Linked DNA regions of Homo sapiens: region 2 is linked to region 1. A link is an interaction called in ENCODE POLR2A ChIA-PET data of the cell type or tissue named here. Cell type or tissue: PC-9. All regions are shown on one strand. Links, peaks and the distances in the headings refer to the core of each region. The heading gives the core; the rest is flanking DNA. Region 1 overlaps SERPINB9 (serpin family B member 9). Region 2 has its middle 5.3 kb from the start of SERPINB6.

What was found. Peaks named below come from ENCODE experiments on the same cell type or tissue, not always from the same donor. Only the 100,000 strongest peaks of a DNase experiment are listed, where the experiment ranks them.
Region 2: POLR2A ChIA-PET joins it to region 1 with 8 read pairs; 12 of 35 experiments call an interaction of 5 or more read pairs at or near these places.

The regions. Positions count from the first base shown.
Region 1 is chr6:2,886,900-2,892,123 of GRCh38, forward strand. It overlaps SERPINB9 (serpin family B member 9), which reads right to left. Exons shown (of 7, transcript NM_004155.6): 6 at 4,934-5,089; 7 at 371-3,671. The coding sequence ends at 3,264. All of the region lies in intron 2 of SERPINB9-AS1 (SERPINB9 antisense RNA 1), which reads left to right. Among named protein-coding and RNA genes, the nearest start is that of SERPINB9-AS1, 5.5 kb to the left of the region's middle. RefSeq lists a silencer at 633-833. In PC-9, for the core only: no CTCF peak of the experiment used is centred there; no DNase peak of the experiment used is centred there.
Region 2 is chr6:2,974,124-2,979,622 of GRCh38, forward strand. No RefSeq gene overlaps it. Among named protein-coding and RNA genes, the nearest start is that of SERPINB6, 5.3 kb to the left of the region's middle. In PC-9, for the core only: no CTCF peak of the experiment used is centred there; a DNase peak (open chromatin) is centred at 2,778; H3K27ac peaks cover 2,724 bases.

The sequences.
Region 1 (5,224 bases), core at 1-5,000:
GATGACTAAACATTGTAAATACATCAATTTACTCAAGTAATTTATATGCTTAATGTCATGCTAATCCTTCCTCCCAAAAAATTGAAAGTTAAAAAAATTACTTTGGGTATTAAAAAATTATTCTAAAGTTCACCAGAAGAATAAAGATGGAAAAATAGATTTACAATATCCAGAAATTGGCTAATAAATAAAATTATGCTTTCTCCTGAATGTCAATAATACAAAATCAAATTCCATGTGAATTAGTTAAATCATTACAAAAATAAAAGTTTAGAGAAAAAACTATTTTATTTTACTACTTTATGAATGGAAAAGTACTTCTAAGAATGGAAGTGGTGTCGGAAATCACAAAGGGAAAATCTAGATTTGATTATAGAGGAAAACAAAACACTGTTTATTAATGAAACATCATAACAAAATTTAAAAGGCAATACAAGAATGAGAGAAAATATAAAACAGAGGGATAATATCTTTAATAGGCAAAGACATATGTAAAAACGAAGCAGAAAAGTAGGTGTATGAATGACAATTCATAGATGAGGAAATTCAAGAGCCAATAAATGCATAGAACACTTTCACCACTAATAAAAGAAATGCAATAAGTATCTGCATATGATACATAATGTTGCAGATGTTTGTAATTTACATAAAAGATACTGAACTAGGGCTGGGCTCAGTGGCTTATGCCTGTAATCCTAGCACTTTGGGAGGCTGAGGTAGGCGGATCGCTTGAGGCCAGGAGTTCAAGACCAACACGGCCAATGTGGCGAAACCCCGTCTCTACTGAAAAATACAAAATTAGCTGGGTGTGATGGTGGGTGCTTGTAGTCTCAGCTACTTGGGAGGCTGAAGCAAGAGAATTGCTTGAATCCAGGAGGAGGAGGTTGCAGTGAGCCCAGATCATGCCACTACACTCCAGCCTGGGTGACAGAGTGAGGCACTGTCTCAAAAAAAAAAAAAAAAAAAAAAAAGATACTGAACTAGGCACTTGACATCCAAGATGTCCACTTGGCCCTTTTCTAAGTGTACTTCACTTTGTTTTCATTCCTCCTCTAAAGCTTTTTAACAAACTGTCACTCGTGTTCTAAAAACAAACAAATGTCTTTCATCTCATTTTTTACTCAGCATTATCTATCAAAGGGACTGGATGTCCCATCTAGTTTGTACTTTAGTTTCTAGCTCATTACATAGGAAATGCAAATAAAAAACACAATGAGATACCACTTCACACCCACTAAGATGGCCATAACTTATTTTTTTTAAAAAAAGGAAAAGGAAAATAATAAGTGTTGGTGAGGAAGTGGACAGAAATTGGAATTCTCATACATTGCTGGTGGGAATGTGGAATGGTTCAACTGCTGTGGAAAACAGTTTGTCTGTTCCTCAAAAAGCTAAACATAGAATTAACATATGACCCAGCAGTTCCACTCCTAGATATATACCCAAGAGAATGCAAAATAGGCATTCAAACAAATACAGGTACACAAACATTCATAGCAGCACTATTCCCAATAGCCAAAAGTCAGAAACAACCCAAAGTCCATCAATGAATGAGTGGATAAATAAATTGTGCTATAAACACATAATACAATTTTATTTGGCCATAAAAATGAAGTGTTGATACATGCTACTATGTAAATAAATCTCAAAAACTTGTACTAAGTGAAAGAAGCCAGACACAAAAGGTCTCATACAATTCAATTTATATAAAATAGCAAGAATAGATAAATCCATAGAGACAGAAAGCAGATTGGTGGTTGCTGGGGGCTGGAGGAAGGAAGGAATGGAGAGTATCTGCTTAATGGGATGGGGTTTCCTTTTAGAGGAGAACATTTTTTTTGGAACTTTAAATAAAGGTGGTGGTTATGCAACATTGTTAACAATACTAAGTGGCACTGAACTTCTCACTTTAAAATAGTTAATTTTATGTTATGTGAAGTTTACCTCAATAAAAAAATTCTTAAAAAAAAAAACTCAGTGATATCCAACCATTAAAAAATATAAGTTACATAGCTCGTATATAATCAACTTACTTATTACTGCACTATGAGGGGCACCCAGATATGTAAGACAGAGTCCCAACCTTTGGTTGTTGGAGGACTATCTAAGGATACAGAGATTAATAAAAATAAAAGAACTACCACGAAAGAAGTGCCCTCCAAGTACAAAGAGAGTTCAAATATGTACATCTGGTTGCGGAGAAAGGAAAAACTTCTCAAAGAAGAATTTGAAGTGAGCTTTAAGGGTTGAATGGAATTTTTACTGTTAGAGGTAGAGAAATACAATATCATAAAGAAAGATGTGATCCCTACAAGAGGATTACGTGGTAAGTTGAAAGACATTAAACAGTCCAACCTGGTCATTGTCAAAACTATATACGTTGGGCACAGAACTGAAGACCAGGTGTCAAAGGAGGATGGCTCTGTCCCCTTTGTGTCCCCAGTGCCTAAAGCAGTGTTTGGTGCATGCTTGGTGATTGGTAAATGTCAAAGAAAAAGATAAAAGATAAAATATAGCCGGGCGCGGTGGCTCAAGCCTGTAATCCCAGCACTTTGGGAGGCCGAGGCGGGTGGATCACGAGGTCAGGAGATCGACACCATCCTGGCTAACACGGTGAAACCCCGTCTCTACTAAAAATACAAAAAATTAGCCGGGCGTGGTGGCGGGCGCCTGTAGTCCCAGCTACTCGGGAGGCTGAGGCAGGAGAATGGCGTGAACCCGGGAGGCGGAGCTTGCAGTGAGCCGAGATCGAGCCACTGCACTCCAGCCTGGGCGACAGAGAGCCAGACTGCGTCTCAGAAAAAAAAAAAAAAAAAAGATAAAATATAAATGTACATTTTACAACCTTTTTTATAAGGCTAAGCACCAGGAAATCTATAAAATAGTAGCAATATCTAGCACCATTTATTACCACTGAGGCAGCGGGTTAAGGAATGTATTCGCAGTGTCAGGAAAGCACAGGGTCGCCAGAGTGAATTGCATGTGGAATTCTAGAAGAACTTTGCTTGCCATCCTATGGGATTTGGACTGCAATTTTAATACAACAGGGAATCATTATGGTCTATTTTCTCAAGATTCTGATTAAGTAGCATAAGCGAGTGTGGAGCATCATGAATTCATGCTGGCAAATCATGAGGGCAGACAGGTAAAGAATCTGCCCTCATCTTTGCACTTGGCTTTCTAGGCCCATCCTCTTGGAGCTGTAGTGGGGATCTGGGGACACAGGAAGAGGGAAATGGCCGAGTGCACGGTAAGTGCACCCTTTATGGCGATGAGAACCTGCCACAGAACAGAATGCTGTTGGCTCTGTTGTGCCTGATGAAGAAAAGGAAAGGGTGGTCAGCACAGAACCTGGGGCCAGATTCCATGCAGCACTCTGCAACTACAAAGCAGCTCGACGCTGCCGCTGCCTCGGTGCCTTCTTCATTCACCTCCACAAAACTCTTGTGCACGAACTTGGACAGACACAGGTCTCTCTCCGCTGACATTGCCGACAAGTCAGCCTTGCCCTGTTGGAAGGCATCAACAATTCCCAAATGCCGAAGCACAGATTCCATGTCATAATCCTCTTGTAGTTTAAATTTTGGAAGGAGAACTTCAACCTCAGTACTCTTCATACAGTCTGGCTTGGTCCAGGCTGTGAGTTTCTCAAAAGTGAGACTTTTTTCCACCTGAAAGACCAGAATTAGACTTTAAGATTCCGACTTCAGTGCACATGTACAAGCGCACAGGCACTCACAGTTCCCTTCCTCCCCTTGCACGTAGGTGTTGTTTGTTCACATAGGATCAGTGGCCCCTTCATCTGCCAGAAGCTTGTGAGCACTCTTACTTGTCCTATGTCCCATGTGCCACTTCCTTGACAAGGGGGAGAGACACCAAGCAGTCAGAGGCAGGAAGGCTGTGGCTGTCCTCTCCTTATCCAACAACTCCAGAGACATCTTGTATTGTGACAAGTGTCAATGCCCAGGCGACTGTGTTTTTTTTTCAAACATAGTCTTTTTAAAGACAACAAACCATTGCTAGTAAAGAAAAGGATTGGAAACGAAAGGGCTCTCAGTGTGAGCCACTCCAACAGGATTATCTGTCCCAGGTGAGATTCTGCATAGTTTCCGGAGCAGAGAGGTTACCAGAGGATTATCTGCCCCAGAGAGATTCTGCATAGTTTCCGGAGCATAGTTTCAGGAAGGTGGGCAGAGGGAGAGCCAATGGCTGCTGCGCACACAGACCTCTTAAGTCATGGGGTCCCACTGCCTGCCATTTGCCATGGTTGACTCTCTCACCCTGGAGATCCATGCTGAAAGGAAGCCGAGTGCCTGGATGTGCCCTCAGAGGCTGCCTCTGGTCCCACCCTCTGAGAACTGGACTTCACACCTCCCTGGATGCCCCCTCCCAGCCTTGTTAGGTCAAAGTTAAGACTTCCTCATTCTCTATTTCAGGTTCCTAGACTTTAAAAGCATAATGCTAAGAATGATGATTGTAATAATGGATCACATTTGTAGAGCATTTACTAGTTGCCAGGCAATGTGGTAAGCTTGTTACCTGAATTACCCACATTTTATCCTCATCATAACTCTAGGAGGCAATAACCCCGAGCAGTCATTTATGCTTTTAGAGTTAAAAGTCTGCCATTCATCAAACTAGCAGGATTTTTATAAGCTTCCTCCTACCTGATTTATTTTAAAAGGCATTTTAACCGCCGCCCACTCCTTCTAGCGATGAAAAAACAGAGGACTGAGATGTGTAGTTTGGCAGATCACGCAGACAATATTGGGAAAAGTCAGCCTTGAACAAAAGTTCGATCCCAACGCCAAGTGCCTGCACAGTGTGCGTCTGCCGCATCGCCAACTCAGAAGGTGAATATGAGAGGTGGAAGTGGCACTCGAGTTCTGCCCGCAAAGGTGTCCCTGGGTTCTTCCCGCAGCCCGGGTCTTACCGTGCTGAGCTCCACGCCGTCGTCAGGCAGCAGCACCAGCAGGCTCAGCTCCTTCCTGGCGTAGGGCAGCTCCAGCAGCTGCGCGCGCACCTCGCCCACGTGGGCGAGCTTAAACGTGGCCTCCTGATACATCATCTGCACTGGCCTTTGCTCCTCCTGGGGGAAGGATTATTGAAAGACGCAATTAAAACTTTCAAAAGAGCTGCAGTTGCCTCCAAGAGTGTTTTCAGCACCTGTGATGGAAACCGCCACATTCATGCCCCAGTTAACACTAAAAAAAAAAAAAAAAAA
Region 2 (5,499 bases), core at 307-5,306, 88 kb after region 1:
GTAGTTAGAAAAACTTTCTCTATTCACAAGGAGCAATCTCTTTTTTTTTAAAAAAAAGAATAATCTCTAGATTATAGAGTTCACTAATGTTTTCTTCTAGTATTTGCACAGTTTTATTTTTTATATTTAGATTGCTGATCCCTTTAAAGTTTATTCTGGTGTATGGGAAATATAGATCCAATTTTAACTCGCTTTCAAGTGACTTTCAGTTTTTCCACCTCTGTTTATTGAAAAACCATTTTCACTAATGTCTTCACATGCCACCTATGTTATATATCAAATAGCTGCATATACTTGGGTCTGATTCTGAACTTTCTAAACTTTCTATTTGGTTCTGTTGGTCAGATTCTTTCAGTTATAGAGGTTTTCTCTTATGATTCAATATCTCGTACAGCGCATTCTCCTTACTGCTCTTCTGCTTCAGATTTTCCTGGCTCTCCTTGTTGCTTTTTCTCCCATACAAACTTTTTTTTTTTTTTTTGAGCTGGAGTCCCTCTCTGTCACCCAGGCTGGAGTGCAGTGGTGCGATCTTGGCTCACTGAAACCTCCATATCCTGAGTTCAAGCGATTCTCATGCCTCAGCCTCCCAAGTAGCTGGTATTACAGGCGCATGCCACCACACCCAGCTAATTTTTGTATTCTTAGTAGAGATGAGGGTTCACCATGTTGGCCAGGCTGGTCTCAAACTCCTGAACTCATGATCCACCCTCCTCAGCCTCCCAAAGTGCTGGGATTACAGGTGTCAGCCACCGCACCCGGCCTCACCCATACAAATTTAAGAGTCAACTTGTCTAGCTCTAAAGAAAAAAATCTTGTTGGCAGGGCATGGTGGCTTACACCTGTAGTCTCAGTACTTTGAGAGGCCAAGGCAGGCAGATCACTTGGTCAGGAGTTCAAGACCAGCCTGGCCAACATGGTGAAACCCCATCTCTACTAAGAATACAAAAATTAGCTGGACCTGGTGGCGTGTGCCTATAATCCCAGCTGCTTGGGAGGCTGAAGCAGGAGAATTGCTTGAACCTGGGAGGCAGAGGTTACAGTGAGCTGAGATGGTGCCATTATACTCCAGCCTGGATGATGGAGCGAGACCCTGTCTCAAAAAAATATATATATAATAATTAAAAAAATAAAATTAAACTGTAGTCAAACAGGCCAGATGCAGTGGCTCACGCCTATAATCCCAGGACTTTGGGAGGCAGAGGTGAGTGGATCACCAGAGCGAGACTCTGTCTCAAAAACATAAAATAAAATAAAAATAAAATAAATGAAAATAAAAATAAATCTTGTTGGTAATCTATTAGAAACATATTGAATTTACATATTACCCTGTTATAAACCAACATTTGTACTTTGATTTAGTTGTTCTAGCCAAGAACATGCTGGGTCTTTCTGTTCCTTCAAATAATTTTTTTCCTTTTTCCTTTAAAGTTTTGTTCATGTAAGATTTGCACATTTCTTGTTTAGTTTATTTCTAGTTATTTTATCTCTTTGTTGATATTGTATGTAAGCAAGTTTTTTCCATTATATTTTCCAACTAGCTTTTGTTTGTGGATGAGAAAATTGTTTTTATGTATTAACTTTATAACCTGCTGCCTTACTGAAATTTTTTACTATTTGTATTTTTTATTGATTCTTTTAAGTCATCTATAGCTATACTACATCACCTATAAATAGAAATAGTTGTACTTCTTTCTCCAATGTTCATCTCTCTAATCGTTTTCTCTTGTTTGATTGCATTGGCTGATACCTTCAGTGGAGCAAATTGCCTGACCACTTGTGGTGTTAGTATCTACAAAATGAAAGTGTGAGCCCATATAGCTTCACCAAAGGGCAAGTCATTCCTAACCTCAATGGCTTCTTCTCAAAATAGGTTTACTGGGCAGGGAGACCTAGGAAGGGGTTCTGTAGTCTGGCATTCTCTGCCATCCCACCTGGATTTAAATAAGATTGAAGAACTATTTCCAAATTACGTAGGTTAATAATTCTGAGCTCAGCATCCTCCTAGAGAGACATATCTGGCATAAAGTTGTTTCATAAATGTTTATCACATTTTCATTATATCGTATTCTAACAGGCTTATAATGAGAAGCAATCAAAACCAAAAGTAACCAGGTTTCTAATAATAAGTGAGATGAGTGCACAGTTGGAGAACTACTCTGATGAGTGGTTCTGATGCTCATGGGACAAAGGCCTGGGTTTTCGTTGTCTATAATCAAACGTGAAAAAGCAGTTTGATGTGGCACCACTGGAAATGCGTACAGGCCATTTCTTCCCCTCTTCAGCCATTTTCAGATGGGAAAGCAGAGGGGATTCTGGCATTCTCCAAAAAAGACCCCTGGAAAACCCGTCTCCAGAGCCTCCTGCCTGAAGGTAACATTCAGGCTCTTCTATATTTTTTCTCTTTCCCGTTTTTCTCATTTAATAAGGAATTGGTCAATCATGCAATATACGCGTGGGGCTAACCTCCCGAGGGAGAGCCTCACCCTCTCTCCGGACCCAGAGTGAGGAAGGAAAGATGAGCAGGGGTGAATCAATGGACTTCTGAGTCACACTTTAGTTTTCCTCAGAACTTTTCAGGGACTGGGCCTTCACTCAAGAAATTTCCCAGGCAGCTGTCTTGAAAACTGAGTTCAGGGTGCCTCTAAGCTATCTCAGTGCCAGGTGGTGGCTGGAGGAGAGGTGAATGCCACTGTTAGAAGACACTAGAGAGCTGAAGGCAGGCATCTCATTGTCCGTTTGTAGAGGATCACAGTCACAATTGTTATTCCATGGAACTCGGTGACTCATTGGTGTTTAATGTTCAGAAAATTCATTTCAAACATAAGATGTCATAACAAAGACCTGACTTCAGGGAAAGCCTTTTTCTTTCCCACCTGCTTAATTGGTCCCTGCTGCTAACCATGACTGAAAACACATGGGTTTTACTTAGCAATAGCGTGACATTTTCTTTTCTCAGACTTCTCCGGATGGGGGCTAGTTCAGTTTTGGTTTGAAAGGACTTCAGTACTCCATGTAAAATAAAAGTAAAAAAAGCCTTTTTGGTGTGTAAACCAAAAAGTATCTGAGACAAGTATCAATCAATTTAGAAGTTTATTTTGCCAAGGTTAAGGTCGTGCCCGTGACACAGACTCGGGAGGTCCTGAGAACACGTGCCTAAGGTGGTTGGGGTACAGCTTGGTCTTATACATTTTAGGGAGACATAAGACATCAATCAATAGATACAAGATGTACATTGGTTCGGTTTGAAAAGGTGAAACAACTATAATCGGGCGGGGAGGCTCCAGGTCATAGGTAGATTCAAAGATGTTCTGATTTGCAATTGGTTTAAAAGAGTTTATCTGAAGACCTGGAATCAACTGAAGGAAGTGTCTGGGTTACGATAAGGGGTTGTGGAGACCAAGGTTCTTATTATGCAGATAAAGCCTCCAGGTAGAAGGTTTCAGAGAGGATAGATTGTAAATGTCTCTTATCAGACTTAAAATGTGCCAAACTCGTAGTTAATTCTCTCCTGGATCAGGAAAAAACCTGGAAAAGGGAAGGGGATTCTCTACAGAATGTAGATTTCCCCCACAAGAGACAGCTTTGCAGGACCATTTCAAAACATGCCAAAGAAATACATTTTGGGGTAAAATACTTCAATTTCTTTCAGGGCCTGCTCTTTGTCATGTGATGCTATTCTAGGACCAGGCTGGAATTTGGTGTCTGACTGCTACAAAAAAAAAAAAAAGCTGTTTCATTAGTATTAAGATCTCTATTTTAACATTAATGTTGGTCAGTTGTGTCTGAATTCCAAAGGGAGGAAGGCATGTCCTGCCCCCTCTTCCCATCATGGCCTGAACTTTGGAATGCCCTTGGCCCAGAGAAGGGGTCCATTCACATGCTTGCAGAGCTCAGAGTTTTATTCTTAGTTTACAGCTGTTTACAAGACAGTCTGAATTTACAATCAGGAAACTGGAAATAGAGATTTACCAGCTTCAGCATGTGTCCCTGAAGCTTAAAAAAATAAAAATAAAAAAGATTTACTAGGGATCTTCGTCATGGGTACTAAACACATCTCATTTACTTTTGAATTTGGAATTGTTACAAGTAAATATTTTGTATTGCTGCACTTTATTTTTTAAAACAATTCCCTTTCAAATGTTAGAAATCATAGATTGAGGAAAACACTTTCAAAAAGAATGTGCAACCACAACCAGCTCATGTAACACAAATCGGGTTTGGTGTAAGAACACAGCACTCTAACTCACCCATGACCAAACCAAAGAACAGCAACTAAGAGATCACTCTGAATGAGCGCACTCTGTTCTGCTGACATATCAGCTCTAACACAGAAAGGGAGAAAAGAAGTTCTCCTGAATAACTGTGACTATTTCACTGTGACACTTACATTATGTAATACCATCATTCTCCTTGTAAATTTCTCAGAATTTCATGGATTAACAGACTCATAAAACTTGAAGAGCATTTCTACCTCGATGTTAATGGTAAAGATGGATTTGAATTTATTTAGCAATATTTAAAAAAAAACTAGGTCACAGTAAATTGAACCAAGGAAGACTCAGTGTCTAAATGGTAAATAAATAATAAACTGGGGCCATGGATGAGTAAAAAACTTACCCTAACAGATAAACCATCCATGATTAGGTCAATTGCTTAGTTTACTCTATTTGGTTAATTGCATATTTATCATACAACTACAATGCAAACATTGAGATTGGTCCAGAGCTAGAACCCCTGCCCTCCAACAGAGGACATAAGTTCCTAGGCAACTACCTACACCAAATTTGTTTTCCTTATAGATAATGTAAACCAAAAATAAAATTCTAAGTACCCCAGCCAACTGAATGGACCTCTCCACCAAGGGCATTCCAAAGTTAGTGTGAAAAACTAGTTCAGGCCATGATGAAAAGTGAGGACAAACATGCCTCGTTCTCATTACACCCACGTGCCTTTGGAATTCAGGCACAATTCCTCATCTTAACGCAGACATTCTCTTCTATTGATTCCATCTGCATGATAGGAACCTTAGTCTCCGCAACCCCTTATCTTAACCCAGACACCCAGACATTCCCTTCTACTGATTCTAAATCTTTAGATAATAACTTAACCCTTTTCAACTAATTGCCAATTAGAACTTTTTTTTTTTTTTTTTTTTTTTTTTGGAGACAGGGTCTCACTCTCTTGCCCAGGCTGGAGTGCAGTGGCATGATCTTGGCTCGACTTCCCAGACTCAAGCAATCCTACCACCATAGCCTCCCAAGTAGCTGGGACTACAGTCACATGCCACCACGCCAGACTAATTTTTTTATTTTTTGTGGAGACAATGTCCCACTATGTTGCCAGGCTGGTCTTGAACTCCTGGGCTCAACTGATCCTCCTGCCTCTGCCTCCCAATGTGCTGGGATTATAGGTGTGAACCACTATGCCTGGCCAGAAAATTCTTGAATTCACCTATGACCTGGAAGCCCCCACTTCCGGTTGTCTGCCTTTCTGGACCGA